Linked DNA regions of Homo sapiens: region 1 is linked to region 2. A link is a loop called in an ENCODE intact Hi-C map of the cell type or tissue named here. Cell type or tissue: Caco-2. All regions are shown on one strand. Links, peaks and the distances in the headings refer to the core of each region. The heading gives the core; the rest is flanking DNA.

What was found. Hi-C counts contacts between places; a loop is a spot of excess contacts. Peaks named below come from ENCODE experiments on the same cell type or tissue, not always from the same donor. Only the 100,000 strongest peaks of a DNase experiment are listed, where the experiment ranks them.
Region 1: a loop joins it to region 2, with 8 times the contacts of the local background. A loop is called at or near these places in 3 of 110 quality-filtered maps.

The regions. Positions count from the first base shown.
Region 1 is chr5:41,402,678-41,411,158 of GRCh38, reverse strand. The region is part of intron 1 of PLCXD3 (phosphatidylinositol specific phospholipase C X domain containing 3); the gene reads left to right. It overlaps LOC105374740 (a long non-coding RNA gene), which reads right to left. Exons shown (of 2, transcript XR_925950.3): 2 at 1,974-2,180. Among named protein-coding and RNA genes, the nearest start is that of PLCXD3, 100 kb to the left of the region's middle. In Caco-2, for the core only: no CTCF peak of the experiment used is centred there; a DNase peak (open chromatin) is centred at 4,478.
Region 2 is chr5:41,522,423-41,530,903 of GRCh38, reverse strand. No RefSeq gene overlaps it. Among named protein-coding and RNA genes, the nearest start is that of PLCXD3, 16 kb to the right of the region's middle. In Caco-2, for the core only: no CTCF peak of the experiment used is centred there; DNase peaks (open chromatin) are centred at 3,553, 4,053 and 4,773.

The DNA.
Region 1 (8,481 bases), core at 2,095-6,094, 120 kb after region 2:
TTAATAATTAGACTGTTTATTTGCCAGGTTTTGTATTTGTTTTCTTCTTAGAGGGAAAACACAATCGAGTCATTGTCTTTCAGAATAGTTGGTTTTAGTGATATGGACTTGTTTTTATCTAATCTGCCCTCCCCCATTTGCCCAGGCTATGTGTTCTGTCTTCCCACATAAGAGCTGCTCCTGTGGTTACATATACTCAAGACTGCCCCAAACTGCAGGGTCTGCCACCACCAGGAGGCTCCAGTGGAGAAATCGGGGGAGAAGGTGGCATAAAAAAGATATCAACGTCTTATACAATTAGCTGCTACAGAGGAATAGGGAAGATGTGGCTGACTGTGTGGCAACCACATTTCCTTTCCCAACTTTCTTTTCTTATGCTGCACGTTACCTCTATATGGCACTGACTTTTGTTTGCTTCTCTTTCAACCGCTGCTGTTGATGCTCAGTTTTAGGTCCTTGTCACAAGGATAAAACTGCTGGGAAAAAAGGTGGCCATAAAGTGAGGTGCCCTACACTTGAGCCTCCTTCAGATGGCCTGGGTAGAAGGACAGCTGTCAGTGCTGAGCCTGGATATCAGAACATACAGTAATAGTAAGAATCTGAAACGGCACATGTGTAAGGAGCAGAGCCTTCCAGAATTGGCAGGGCTTGGCATTGCGACATCCGGTACAGGAAATTCACGGTCCAGGGAATCATAAAAGGAGCTGGGGGGCGGGGGACGGGCACAGCGGCTCACACCTGTAATCCCAGCACTTTGGGAGGTTGAAGTGGGCAGATCACGAGGTCAGGAGATCAAGACCATACCGGCCAACATGGTGAAACCCCATCTCTACTAAAAATACAAAAAAAAAATTAGCCAGGCGTGGGGGCGCACGCCTGTAGTCCCAGCTACTCAGGAGGCTGAGGCAGGAGAATTGCTTGAACCCAGGAGGCGGAGGCTGCAGTGAGCCGAGATCACGCCACTGTACTCCAGCCTGGGCAACAGAGTGAGACTCCGTCTCAAAAAAAAAAAAAAAAGATAAATAAAAGGAGGGGGGCTTTAGAAGACATTAATCTATCTAAAGTACCCCAGAGGCTGTGGCAGTATTTTCTTTGAGTTAGTTCTGAGAGCTTATGACAACCATGTTGTTTGTAATCTCTCAGTATAATTCTTATTAATTCTTTCATTCATTCATTCATTTGGTGAAAACCTACTCTGTGCCAGGCACTTAGTTCTCAGTGTTAATAATGTAGAAATTGTAATTCATGGTGATAATAAAAGTTAATACTTCTTGAATATTGTCTGCATAATTTGTGTTTACTGCTTATCACTTATTTTATAATCTTTATAAGTAGTGATATCAGTCCTATTTATAGATGAGGATGTTGAGGTTTAGTGAAATGAAAATATATTATTTCATGCAACAAATATTTAGGGAACATCTTTCATGTACTAGTGGCAGTGCCTTTTGTTGAGGGCACAATAGCGAACAAGACAGATTCTATACTAATTCTCATGGAATTTAAATGCTAGTGGGGAGAGATAGACAACAAGCAAATATGCAACTAAATAAAATGAAACTTGAAGCTAGTGATAAACTCTATGAAGAAAATATCACTAGATCATGTGATACAGACTAACAGGCAGCAGGGGAGGGTTGGATGAGTTAGATACTTTAGATACGAGGTTTATTTAAGAAGATGACATTTAAACTGAGACTTGAATGAAAAGGTGCTAGCCATGCACACAATGAGGGGCAGAGTATCGCAGGCAGTGGGATTACCAAGTGCAGGGGCTAAGCTGAAATGAGCTTAGTATATTTGATAAGCTCAAAAAAGCCTGCTGTGGCTGGAGCCCAGCCAGCAAAGGGAGAGTGATCCATTTTGTGACCTTAGCACCCTGGGCTTAAGGCTGCTCAAGGCTCCCGATAATCCAGTTTCTCCAGCTTCATAGGTCATCTTTGGGGGCAGTGAATAGGAAAAGAACTAGACAGTTTCCTGTACAAAACAGATTTTTTAATGTTTTCTTGTAAATAAAGCATATCTTTCCCTTAGGTCAAGACTGTCTTGTCCTCCTTGGGCTGTTCAGGCTCTTGGAGGCTAAGGCAAAATAATGACACAAGCAACTGGGTTCACTTCTGGTTCTCTCCCAAGTTGTTTGCCAACAGACATGTCCTTTTTGGATTCTTCTCTGTGTTCTGCTAAAATAGCCAAGGCAATAGTGTTAATAAAATCTGCTCTTTTTCTTCCTCATCTTTGCCACATCTCTGTTATGGACACTTTCCTCCCCCATCTTTCTTATTATTTAGTCATCCTTGATTCATCCTTCTCCCTGACTCACTACATTTGGAAGGGTGATCGTTACAAATGTAGAAATATATACATTTGAAAATGCAGCTTGGTGGCCTCAAGGGTAAGAGGAATTAGGCTTACTTATGCGACACCGTATTCTTATGGCCACAGACTTGTGTTTGACTTCTTAATAAAGATGTGCGGATTGACTTCCAGAGTTCTTCTTATGAGTATTAATAACTAAATAACCTCAGACAGTTTATTAAAATAAAATTAATCACAAAACTTATTAATAAATGTTCTGTCAACCTTTTTGTTTTAAAAAAAAGTTTAGTTCAGATTTTTTTATATGTGACAGGAAAGTATTCAACCAACAACACAGGTGTTGTGACATCTCCCAAAACTTAGAATGTCCTCATATAATCACAACTCAGATCAGATAAGCAGAAGTATGTGTGTCAACATGTATGTGTGTTTGTGTATATGCATATGTGTGTATGTGTCAGAAAAGAGACTGAGAGTGGAAGCACAGGAAACTCAGGGCTCAGGAAAGAAGGCAATGTAATGAGTAGTTGATGAGCAAGAAGATGTCTGTATTACCTTAATACCTCACATTCAAAGTGTGGGCCTTGAAAGAGCAGCATTGGTAATACCTGGGTCTCTTATAATTCTTTTTCTGGAAGCCCTGCTGATAATCTTTAAAAATAAATTCATATGAGAAAGAGACTTAATAGTTTCACCATGGATGGCAATGGGAGCAAGCTCTTTTTTTCTGCCTCTTGATCTGAATAATCTGAATATTGATGCTGTTAAATGATTCGTTGTCAGCTCATCTACTGGTTTAAAGAAATGACCCAGCAAGTTGATTAAAATTGTGATGAATACTGAACTTCTCTACTCCTCAGAGTCATCAGTAAAATAGGACTTCTCAAATTTAGCATCTTGAATATTGGATCAAAAGACTTAAATAAGGAAACCAACTTTCTTTACATGAGCTCACTGTAAGATGTACTGAGGAGGAGGCTTTACACAATATGAAAGATACAGATTTGCCCAAAGAGAAATCACAGCATGACTATCTTGATGCTTTCTTTAGAAAAGGATTAAACTTAGTGTTCCGTGAGCTATTTTGGGTTTAATATTAAAAAATGTATTTCCTATTCATTTATTATGTCAAGTGAAATACACATATTAAGTTACAGGTCTGTGGTTTTCAATGATCTGTTCAATTCTAGAAGTCTTGTAGATTGTGATACATATTGTGTGTTGTCTTTAATGACATAAAATCTCTTGGATTGTTCATAAAGACTCAATCACGAGCTGGAAGATTGAGGCAAAATTATGTGCCAGGAAAAAGAAGTGATCCTTTCTGCTCAATGGCTGGTCTTTGTCTCCAAAAGTCCAAATAACTGATAAGTTTAATCAACACAGTAAGCAAAAATTAAGATTAATTGTTAGCTGTCAGGTAAGAATCAAATGAGTAAATTTTGAAATTTTTTTTTCTTGTCATGTTGATCATCATGTATTCACAATTTGAACTATCTTCCAAATCAAGTAGAAGTATTTTGAGATTTAATATTATTTTCATAATCTGTGTATTTTATCTCCTCAGTTACATACCAAGAGTAGATTTCATTTTTTCTAAGTACTATCAGGAATGAACCACTGCCTATCCAGTTACATAGAGGACCATGTACTGAAGTCAATAGTCCCACATAACATCAGCCAGATTTGAAACCTCTCAAGGCCAGAGTCCACACAAAGGGCCATGCTTAGGGATTTGATATAAGGCAACAGGGAATGGTGCTAGCTTAGAACTCTTAAGACAGTGGTATGAAAAAAATACTGGCAGGCAGGCAGACTCAGCAGATGACCAGGCTCCAGCTACCAGTCTAGCATTTAGTGACAGGGTGGTAGAGGGCTATAAAAGCAAATAGTTCCTTTAGGCGAGTTGAATGCTAAATACATTACCAAGTCAAAAGTCTTGTTAATGAAAATGAGACAAAAAGCAAAAGGAACTTTTTAACAAATGCCAATGTATTGGGCTGGAAAATAATTATATATCTTTTACCTAAGATTAAATCCATTCTAGAGGCTGAGGCAGGGTAATGACCATAGAGGAGGGTTGAATGATCGCAGCTGAGATGAAGGGAAAGCTACAGAGGATTGAATCAAAGCAGTACCTGAAAGCTATTTCAGTGGCCCCCACAGGAAGCCAGACCACTGTCAATGGAATGGAAGAGAACAAAACAGATCTGAGAGAGGATTTGGAGAGAGAGGATTTATGCCTCTACACAGTATTTACCATGACACAGTACAACTTCAAGACTGATTGAGTGTAAGGTTTGAAGGGCAAGCAAGAGTTGAAGATTAACCCAAGGATGAGATAGAAGGATGATGAGATAAGGAAATGTAACAGTGGACAAACAAGAAGGAGCAGATTTAAAGGGGAAGATACTAAAGTCTGTTTGGGACATGTAAGCTTATAGTAACCATGGAACAATAAAATTTAGTTGTCAGATAGGCACACAGGGGCTCTAAAATGCAGGTCAAATTAGATGGTATCAATATTTGATGCATCTATATAAAGGCAAAAGAGACTAAAGAAATGGATGATATCACCCAAGGAAAAAGTATGAAGCAAGTTGAGGTCTGCAATACAGCTTTGGGTGAAGGGAAATGAAGGTGTTAACCTTCATTTGGGAGTTGGAAGGACAGGAGGCAGTAAAGGACAATCACAGAAAGAGAAGAAAATCTAGGAAAGATCCATGTCTCAAAAACCAAAGGAGGAAAATATTTCGAGAAGGAAGCATAGCTGTATCAAATGTTCCAGAAAGGCTGTGCAGGATTCACGTATTTGCTTATTTAATAGAATAAACTTATGTCTACCAAGCTTTGTGCTGAGACTTAAGAATGAAGTCAAGACAGTGACCGGTCAATTTTATTTAGTAGTCATCAATGGCATTTTGCTGGGGTTTTATATGAGTTGCAACAGTGATAACCTTATTACAGTGGGTTAAAGATGGAACCAAAGTTGGGGAAGAGAGAGGCAGATTAAGTAGACTAATCTGAGAATTTGAATGGAAATGGTAAACAAAACAAAACAAAACAAAACAAACAAATAAAAAATTGGACCAATGATTGCCTAATTGGTAAAAAATGTTATTAGTGGATGTAGTTCTCTCACTTTTGAAGCATATCTCATGTGAACAATGGACCCATTGACTTGAATCAAATATTTTTATATTAATACAGCTAGATGCAGCAGTGGGAACAGGGAATTATAAGGCATAGGTTCTTTTTTCTCTTTTAGGGAAGCTTATAATCTAGCTTAAAATCAAGTGTGTGTACATGAGAGACTGCAGGTATACAGCAAGATATAAAGACAGAAAAACAATTTAGTGAACATAACAAGTGTTCGTAATAACATCCAACAATAATTATTACTTGATAGGAGGAGGGGTAGACGATATGAATGTGAATTCAGGAGAAAGACAACTATGGGTAAAAGGCTTTGGTACAAAGGAGGAAATACATGTTGGTTACAGAAGAGACTAAGATAAAAACTTTCATATGGCAAGACAAAAGGGTAAGCTTCACTCCAGAATTCCATCTCTTCCCATGGGAAGTAGAAATATTGCCACTTGCCTTTCTTCTATCCTAGAAAAAGACCTCAAACAACAAAGCTACCCTTATATATCTTCATCCAGCAGCCTCTTTTTGGTTCATAGGTGGAAGGTATGTTTGCTTCCCAACAACCATAGTGTTGGTCCTATTATCATAAAAGGTATGGAGGTATTATATATGTAGAAAGCCTATTGCCAGAAAGCATTGAGCCAAAGAACAGAAATAGAACAGGCAAGGACAAGAAAACATGATGTACTAACACATAGTGTTGTCAAAAGCAAGCTCAGTGCTCTGCCAAAACAAGGAGAGAAGCAGTTCTTATCTTAACTGAGTCAAAGCCTGAATTCCAAGGTCAGGATATGGATACTGGAATTGAACATTCACAGCATGTCAAACCTCAGCACACTGGGGCCTTCTTGGTCTGAAGGGTCACAGATGAAATTGACTTGATACATTTTCTTTGATGTTTATTAAACCTATAATTTTGTAGAATTTGAAATGGGATTATGGCTAAACTGAGAGACCAACCGGAAGTTCATTCCAAAAACTTCTATAAATAATACTGGAAAGATATTAAATGGAGAAAGATTCATACTTACTATATATCATATACAAGTTTTATTAATATAGCAGAATATAAATCTTTAGACACTGCTCAAAGCAATAAAGGATGAAGCAGTTTTTATTGTTCCATATTTATAAAATCTTAGACAGATGGTAGTAAATATTCTTATTTTTTACTAATATTTACAAACCTAAATTCTGCAACTTAAATCATTTCCTTCCTTGCCCTTCTTCCTTATGTGCTTGCATAGCTATCCTAATGTGCATTTGTGTAGGTGATTTTTTTTTTAATTCTCAGGTGAATAGATGTTTGTGCCGAGTTATACCATAAGAAAATAAAATAAGGAATTGTAAGTATTATAGTACTTTTATAGGACTTTCATTAACATGGTTCCACATGGTTCCACTTGTTCCTTATAAGAGTCCTGCAAAGTAGGTGTGAAAGGTATTTTAATTAACCAAATTAGAAAACTGGAGCTAGAAGGTTTGATGATCCTCGAGTATTAAACAGTGAGTTACTGACTGACTGTAAATTTGAGCCTATTTTTCCAAAAATTCTTTCAATGATGCTTTCAGTGCACTCCATTGCTTAATGTATTTTAATCTAAAGGCCAATTTATATGAGTCATTTGCTTGGAAGAGCCAACTTGGAAGTTAATGCATTTTGATACCTGACTCTATGCACCACTTTTCTTTATTGAGCAACCATATATTGTCTTTGATTTTTAAAAAGAAAAGTTAAATTATCAAGATGTTTTATTTAGGCTTATAGAATAGCTATTTATACCCAAAGGACTATAAATCATGCTGCTATAAAGACACATGCACACGTATGTTTATTGCGGCACTATTCACAATAGCAAAGACTTGGAACCAACCCAAATGTCCAACAATGATAGACTGGATTAAGAAAATGTGGCACATATACACCATGGAATACTATGCAGCCATAAAAAATGATGAGTTCATATCCTTTGTAGGGACATGGATGAAATTGGAAACCATCATTCTCAGTAAACTATCGCAAGAACAAAAAACCAAACACCGCATATTCTCACTCATAGGTGGGAATTGAACAATGAGATCACATGGACACAGGAAGGGGAATATCACACTCTGGGGACTGTGGTGGGGTCGGGGGAGTGGGGAGGGATAGCATTGGGAGATATACCTAATGCTAGATGACACATTAGTGGGTGCAGCGCACCAGCATGGCACATGTATACATATGTAACTAACCTGCACAATGTGCACATGTACCCTAAAACTTAGAGTATAATAAAAAAAAAAAAAAACAACAAATAAGTCAATCTGGGTAAATGGCATATGGGTATTCTTAGTGTTATTTTGTACTTTTCTGTATGCTTACAATTATTTCCAAATAATTAAAAGCCTTTAAATAGAAAAAAAAAAAAAGAGTTCCTCTTTTCTAATCTTGTTTTTAGTTTTAAAAGAACCCCTAAAGTGATATTGAAAATTCTTATAGAAATGCATTTTATATCATATCCACAAAGTAAACCTTTTTAGTAAAGCCAAAGGTAGAGAGTCTAGCTACTAGGCCGAAGGTTGGCATAAGATAGAATTCTGAGAATGATTCAACTAACCCAAAGAAGGAAGAAAAAGAGAAAAACAGGAATGCAGGACAGATGCGACAAAGTAAATATAAATGGTGTATTTACCTAACCATAGCAGTGAATACTTAGATGTTAATGGATTACAATTGAATTCAAAAGCAGACATTGTCAGACTGGATATAAAACTAAGTGCCAACAAGTTGTTTTCTACAAGAAACTCATTTTATATCTAAACACAAATAAGTTAAAAGTAAAAATACAAAAATGATATGATATTAAATATTAATATCCAGGACAAGGGCTACTACTAATGATAAAAAGAAACTTTTCATATTAAAGAGATTAACATATTAAAAGACACAACAATTATAGTACTTATAAACAATAAGAGAGCTTCAAAATATATAAAGCAAAAAGTGATGGAACAGAGAATAAAGAATAAATT
Region 2 (8,481 bases), core at 1,750-5,749:
TGTTACATTTTAATGATGATATAACTATCACCCAAATCAAGATACAGAACTAAAAACTTATCTCAGAAAAGTTTCTCAACTTTTTACAGTTAATCTTTCTCCAAGGTAATCATTTTTCTGAGTTTTGTGTCTTAAACTTATCTCAGTCCATCTAACTGAAACTTTGTGCCCTTTGACCAACACCCCCTCAGTTCTCCCCAAATCTCAATCTCCTGGTGACCATCATTCTGTTCTTTTCTTCTATGAGTTTGACATTTTTAGATCCCACATATAAGTGACATAATGTGGTATTTTTCTTTCTATGCCTGGCTTGTTTCACTTAACACAATGTCCTCCAGGTTTATTAATGTTGTTTCAAATGACAATATTTTCTTTGTTTTTAAAACTGGATATTATTTCATTGTGTATATGCTATATTTTCTTTATCTGTTCATCCACTGGTGGAGACTTATGTTAACACCATATCTTGGCTATTGTGAATAATGCTGAAATGAACATGGGAGTGCAGTTATCCCTTCAACATACTGATTTCATGTTCTTTGGATATACATCCAGTAGTGGAATTGCTGGATCATGTGGTAATTCTATTTTTAATTTTTTGAGGAAGCTTCATACTGTTTCCATAAAGGCTATACTAATTTACACTCCCACCAACAATGTGCAAGAGTTTCCTTTTGTCCATATCCTTGCCAACAGTTATCTTTTGTCTTTTTGAAAATAGCTCTTCTAATAGGTGTGAGGTGATAGCTTAGTGTTTCAATTTGCATTTATCTGATGATTAATGATGTAGAGCATTCTTTCATATACTTGTTGGCCATTTATGTATCTCTCCTTTTGAGAAATGTCTATTCAGGTCCTTTGCTCATTTTTAAAATCAGGTTATTTGTTTTCTTGCTATTGAGTTGTTTGACTTTCTAAACATATTTTGGATATTAATTGCCTGTCAGATGCATGGCTTACAACTATTTTCTCCCACTCTGTAGTTTGCCTCTTCACATTGTTGTTTCCTTTGCTGTACAGAAGTTTTTTAGTTTGATGCAATCCCATTCTCATGTTTTTGCTTTATTTGTTTGTGCTTTTTGGATCATATAGAAAACAAAATTACTGGTCAGATTGATCTCAAAAAGCTTCTTCTCCTATGCTTTTGTGAACCTAAAATATCTGAGAAAGTCTCAGTCAATTTAGAAAGTTTATTTTGCCAAGGTTAAGGATGTGCCTGTGACACAGCTTAAAGATGCCCTGATGACATGTGCCCAAGGTGGTTTGTATGCAGCTTGGTTTTATACATTTTAGGCAGACATAATACATCAATCAATACAGGTAAGATGTATTGTGTTGATGCAAAAGTAATTGTGGTTTTTGCAATTAAAATTAATTTTACTTGTTCTGTGTAAAATAATGTGACATACCACATTATGTCTCTTATATGTGGGATCTCAACAGACTTAGCAGTAACCTAAGTAATCAAAAGTAATGATAAAATTGCAATTACTTTTGCACCAACCTAATACATTAGTTCAATCTGGAAGAGTGAAACAACTTTGGGGGCACTTCTACGTAATAGGTAGATTTAAACATATTCTGACTGGCAATTGGTTGAGTTATTACCAGTAGAAAGGAATGTCTGGGTTAAGATAAGGGGATGTGAAGACCAAGGTTTTATTATGCAGGTGAAGCTTCCAGGTAGCAGGCTTTAGAGAAAATATATTGTAAATGTTTCTTATCAGACTTAAGGTCTCTGTTGATGCTAATGCTGGAGGGGCATAATAAGGCATGTCTGACCTCAGCTTCCATCATGGCCTGAACCAGTCTTTCAGGTTAAATTTTAGAGTGCACTGGTTGAGGAGGGAGTCCATTCAGATGGTTGCAGGGGGCCCTTTGAATTTTATTTTTGGTTTACACTTTCTTCTAGTAGTTTTAAAGTTTCAGGACTTACATTTAAGTCTTTAATTCATTTTGAGTTAATTTTTTGTGAGATATGAGATAAAAGTCCAATTTTATTCTTCTACAGGTAGATATCCAGTTTTCACATCAGTATTCATTGAAGAGACTTTCCCCATTGTGTGTTCTTGGCATATTTATCAAAGATTAATTACCCATAACATGGATTTATTTCTGGCCTTACATTATGTTCCATTTGTCTATATGTCTGTTTTTAAGCCAGTATCATGCTGTTTTGATTACTATGGCTTTGTAGTATATTTTGAAATCAGATAGTGTAATGCATTTAGCTTTGTTTTCTTGTTCTTTTGTTTTATTTTGCTCAAGACTGCTTTAACTATTCACTTTTATGATGTTTATTGTCAGATTTTACTTGGCTTGTTTCTTTACTTCATTAGTTAATTGCTGCTACATACAAACCTCAAAACTCAATAACTTAAAACAACTCCTTATTTAATTCACAAATAAATGGATCAGCAATTTGGTCTGAATTCGTTTGTGTGGTTCTTGTTTCTTTTGGGCTCACTCAAGTATTTGTGATTAACTGCTAAGTCTGCAGCTCCAGGATGGCCTTGGTTATGACATTTTATCTCTACTTTATATGGTTTCTCATCCTTCTATTATTGGAAAGAGGTCCTGATCCAGACCTCAAGAGAGGGTCTTGGATCTCATGCAAGAAATAATTCAGGATGAGTCTACAGAGTAAAGTGAAAGCAAGTTTATTAAGAAAGTAAAGAAGCAAAACAATGGCTACTCCATAGGCAGAGCAGTGGCATGGTCTGCTCGACTGAGTATACTTATAGTTACTTCTTGATTATATGCTAAACAAGATGTATTAGTCTGTTTTCATGCTGCTGATAAAGACATACCCGAGACTGGGTAATTTATAAAGAAAAAGAGATTTAAGGGACTCACAGTTCCCTATGGCTGGGGAGGCCTCACAATCACTGCAAAAGGCGAAAGGCATGTCTTGAATGGCAGCAGACAAGAGATAATGGGAACAAAGCAAAAGGAGTTTCCATTTATAAAACCATCAGATCTTATGAGACGTATTCACTACCATAAGAACAGTATGGTGTAAACTGCCCTCATGATTCAATTATCTCCCACCTGGTCCCTCCCACAACACATGGGAATTATGGGAGGTTCAATTCAAGATGAGATTTGGGTGGGGACACAGTCAAACCATATCACAAGGGGTGAATAATTCATGAGTTTTCTCAGAAAGGAGTGGGCAGTTCCCAGAACTGAGGGTTCCTCCCTTTTTAGGCCAAATAAAGTAACTTCCTGACATTGCTATGGCATTTGTAAACTGTCATGACACTCGTGGGAGTGTCTTTTAGCATGTGAATGCATTATAGTTAGCATATAATGAGCAGTGAGGACGACCAGAGATCACTTTCATCACCATCTTGGTTTTGGTAGGTTTTGGCTGGCTTCTTTACCGCAAACTGTTTTATCAGCAAGGTCTTTGTGGCCTGTATCTTGAGCCAACCTCTATCTCATCCTGTGACTAAGAATGCCTAACTTCCTGGGAATGCAGCCAAGCAGGTCTCAGTCTTATTTTACCCAGCCCCTATTTAAGATGGAATCACTCTGGTTTGAGTGCCTCTGACACGTCAGCAGACTATTTTGGGACTGCTCACATGGTGCCTGGATATGGTTCAGAGACAGAGTTGGGTATGTGAAGAATCTTGTCTGAGAACTGGGGCACGATTACTCCCACTGCATTCTATTGACAAAAGTCACATTCCAGTCCAGATTGAAGAAGTGGACAATTGGCCACCTCTTGATGGATGGTTAAAAAAAAATTGCAAAACGTGTGGATGTGAAAAAGAGTTATATGGTCATTTTTACTATTATCTTTATATAAAGGGGATAATATGGCATGTGCTCTTTTGTGTCTTCTGGCGTTTTTTTCTGCTAACATAAAATTTTTGAGGGTTATCCATATTGTTAAGTCAGAGTGATTTAAAACAACAGAAATGTATTATCTCATGGTTCTAGGGACTGGAAGTCTGAAATCAAGGTGTTGGCAAGGCCATGCTCTCTCCATCGGCTCTAGGAGAGAATACTTCCTGTCCTCTTCTAGCTTTGGTGTGAAGACTAAACTCTGACCTTTTTTTCTTAATCTTATCTTGCTCAAATTCCTTCTTAAGGGGTTTGGTGAGCACGCCCTACAAACCCTAAAGTCTCATCAGAGGAGTTTTATTTAACCCTGTATAACATGTCCTACTTTCGAACCTGACTTTGGCATAACATCACACAACAAATAAGCAACCCCAAATATATTTTATTGTCTTATCTTGAAATTGGCCTGCAAAGTCGTCTCTTGTGGGAAAAACCTACATTCTGTAGAGAATCCCCTTTTCTCTTTTTTTTTTTCACTTTCCAGATCCAGGAGATAATCAGCTAAGAGCCAGGTGCCCTTTTATGTCTGATAAGAAACATTTTATAACCTATTTTCCCTGAAGTCTACTATGTTAAGGCTTCCTCTGCACAATAAAACTTTGACCTCCACAATCCCTTATCCTAACCCAAACATTTCTTTTCTATTGATCTCAGGCCTTTATATAAACTCAACCAATTGTCAAACAAAAAATGTTGAAATTTACCTTAGCCTGAAAGCCACCTCCTCAAGTTGTCTTGCCTTTTTGAACCAAACCAAAGTACATCTTAAATGTATTTGGTTGATGTTTCATGTCTCCCCAAAATGTATAAAACCCGGCTCTTCCCTAACCACTTTGGGCACACGCTCTTAGGATCTCCTGATGGCTGTGTCACAGGCCATAGTCATTCATATTTAGCTTAGAGTAAATCTCTTCAAATATTTTACAGAGTTTGACTCTTCGTTGACAGGTGTTTGCCAGCAACCTTTGGCATTCTTTGGCTTGCAGGTGTATCATCACTCCAGTCATATGACTTTTCTCCCTGCGTGTCTTCACATCATCTTCACTCTGTGTGTTTCTTTGGACATATTTCCCTTTTAGGACAGCAGTCATATTGGATTAAAGTCTATCCTAATGACCTCGTTTCTACTTGATGACCTCTGTAGTGATCCTATTTCCACATAAAGTGACATTCTGAGTTACCCAGGGTTAGGATTTTAACATATCTTTTTGGAAGGCTATAATTTGACCCATAATGGAGCTACTATAAGTAAAGTTGTTACAAACATACTTGTATAATTCTCTTTGTGGTAATATACTGAATTATTTTGAGATATATACCCTGGAGTGAGTAATAGGTAAAGTGTATGTTTAACTTTATTGGAAGCTACCAAAGAGTTTTAAAGAGGTTGTATCATTTTACACATATATCAGAAATTCATGAGAGTTCCAATGATTCCACTTTCTTGCTAAGAATTGATACTGTTGGGGGCCGGGCCCAGTAGCTCACACCTATAATCCCAGCATTTTGGGAGCCCGAGGTGGCAGATCATGAGGTCAGGAGTTCAAGACCAGCCTGGCCAACATGGTGAAACCCTGTCTCTACTAAAAATACAAAAAATTATCCAGGCGTAGTGGTGGGTGCCTGTAATCCCAGCTCCTGGGGAAGCTGAGGCAGGAGAATCACTTGAAACCAGAAGGTGGAGGTTGCAGTGAGCTGAGATCGCACCACTCCACTCCAGCCTGGGCAACAAGAGCGGAACTCCACCTCAAAACAAACAACAAAAAAAGAATTGATATTGTCGTCTTTTGAATTATTGTCATTCTAGTAGGTATATACTGATATCTCATTTGGCTTTAATTTTCATTTCTATGATGACTAAGAATGATAAATACATTTTCATGTGTTTGTTGGCCATTCGTATATTTTCTTTTGTGATATGTCTGCTCATATCAGACATGGCAGAAGCCCATGCCTAAGAATGGCCTTTTTGGGGGCAAAGATGTTCTTTACTTCTCTACCTTCAAAATGTTATAATTCAGTGCTATGCTTCTATAAAAACTTACCACAAAAATAGTGGCTTAAAATAACAAAAGGAGGAGGTCGGAATTTCAAAACGGGTCTTATGAGACTAAAACCAAGGTATTGGCAGAACTGCATTTCCTCTGAAGGCCCTAGAAGGAAATCTATTTCTCTGCCTTTTCCAGCTTCTAGAGGCTTCCTGCATGTGCATGCCTTGGCTCATGCCCTTTCCTCCATCCCCAAAGCCAGTGGAATGGCACATTTACATCTCCCTCTCATTTTCCCTCCTTCCTTCTTTCCCTCTCTCCCTCCTGCTTCTTTTCGCTTCTGACCTCACATCTCTTTCTCTGACTCTGACTTTCCTGCCTTCCTCTTATAAGGACATTTATAATTCTATCGAGCCCATTCAAATAGTTTAGAATAGTCTCTCCATTTCAAGAGCCTTAACTTATTTAAATCTGCAAAGTCTCTTTTGCCATGTAAGGTAACATTTTCACAGGTTTCAAAGATTCAGATGTGGATACTGTTGGAGGTATCATTATTTTGTCTACCACACCTGCCAGTTACTAGGCTGTTCTTCCTTGGTGACAAATCCACTCTTCCATATCTCTGATCTGAGATAATGGAACTCTGCAAATTATACTTCTGTTTTGCCAGCTGGTTCTTTGTCAGGTTCTGCCAATAGGGGGCACTAAGAGATACTGGAAGGCAGGAAGTGGAAGGAGGGACTTCAATCTTTTTTGTTTAGGTTGATGGTTTTATTGGCATTGCCCTAGCAATTCTTTCTCACTGGCAGCAGCAGAGGGGAAAGATCCCAGCTATTTTTCTAAATTTCCAGAATGGTCACACTTCTAGAATGAGTCTCATCTCCCTAAGAGGTGCCCAAATAAGCTGGGCAATGTCAGTCTTTCAGAGATACTGCTCTTCAGAACCACTGCTCCAAGCATCTGGGTTCTGATAACCTCAAATTGTTGTCTTTGCTTCCTCAGCTCTAGAGATGACAGCAGGTTCTTGCAATGATTACTGTAGTGTTCATTTTTAGGTTTTCTTTTCAGTTCTCCAACATCTATTTAACAGTTTCCTTTTATTGGAATCTCTTGGTTGAAAATATCTAGTGTACTTTTGTTCTCCTGTTACATTTACACTACGATTAGTTATTCAACTCTCCCAATACGTGGAGACAAAACTAAAGAATCATAGCCCAAGAAGAAATAGGTGGTAGTAGCTGTGAGCAAGGAGAAATTTTATCAAGTCTAATTCTTTTTCAGGAAGCATCATGGCATAGAAAGACATGTCTATCTTCCCCAAAAAATCATTTCACAGGGCTACAGGGTCAAATTTTCTTTTTAATGTGGAGCAGCCAAATTCTAAAAGTCACTCATACTGGCTTTGATTATTTTAAAACTGAAAAATTATTTAGAGGAATGCAATACAGGATTATCACAAAGTTTAATCCAGCTAAAGTTAAAACTGTGCTGAAAACTTATTTAGATTGACTAAATTTAATTTAATATTTGTGGATTTTTTGAATATCAGTAATTTCATAGTCCATCTCAGTAAAGATCTTAATACAATTTCACACACACACACACACACACACACACACACACACACACACACACTGTATAGGGGGATGCAAAAGGGAAGAGATTTATAAATCAAATAGCTTTATAGCCTTCAAATAAGCTACAAAAGAAACTGTCCATTTGAATTTCTAGATGCATGCTATAGTGGAACAACACTCAAAATGTATGAACATTTATTACAGATTTGAACATCCTTTGGACTACACTCTTGCCAGTGACAAATGCATTCAACATAAAATAATAATGTTTCAATCATAGAAATGTGCTCTTAATCATATTTAATCCTGCTTTTTATACTCTAACCTTAATTAGTAACCCAGAACCCTTTCTAACCTACACACCCAGTCTTTGAGGAAGTTATTCATCAGATAGGAATAATGTTTGTCTAGGAGTGCACTTATCTTAATGGACTTAATATGATCATTTAAAAAATATTCAGATCCTCCTTCTCCTCTCCTCCTCTCCCCAACTTTCTACCCAACTTCAATTTGACCTATATAACTCTTTCAGGTCTTTGGGACCCTGGGAAGAGGTGATGTAGAGTAAATCTATCAAAAGCCATGGCAATCAAGCACATACACATTAAAACATAACACCTTGGAGGATGGGTGGGAGGAATTGGGGACAGAGCAATTCACACTGAAGGTTACCATATATCTGAAGTTTGGTTAAAATAAACAATGGCATTGTGAAGGGAAAAATGATTCACAAAAGGAAAAGGAAAAACTGAAGTATAGGAGTGTGGGGGCAGGGGAGAAGGGGGGTTATAGAAGGTAAATAACATTATTGTATTCCAATCTGAAGTTTGGTGTCAGTGATAAGTAACCCAAAGAAGTTCTGTTGTGTAGAAGCAGCTGGAGACCCACCACACTCTCTCCCTCCTGCTGCTTCCTGTGTTATTGTCAATTCATCTGCTGTAGCCTCCTTCTCAAACACAGAGCCTGGGAGTCAGTACAGAGCTCTTCTACACCCATAGAAGAGGTTAGTTTACTAATAACTTAATAAGGGCTTACGATGAGATATTTATGCTACTGTTTAATAT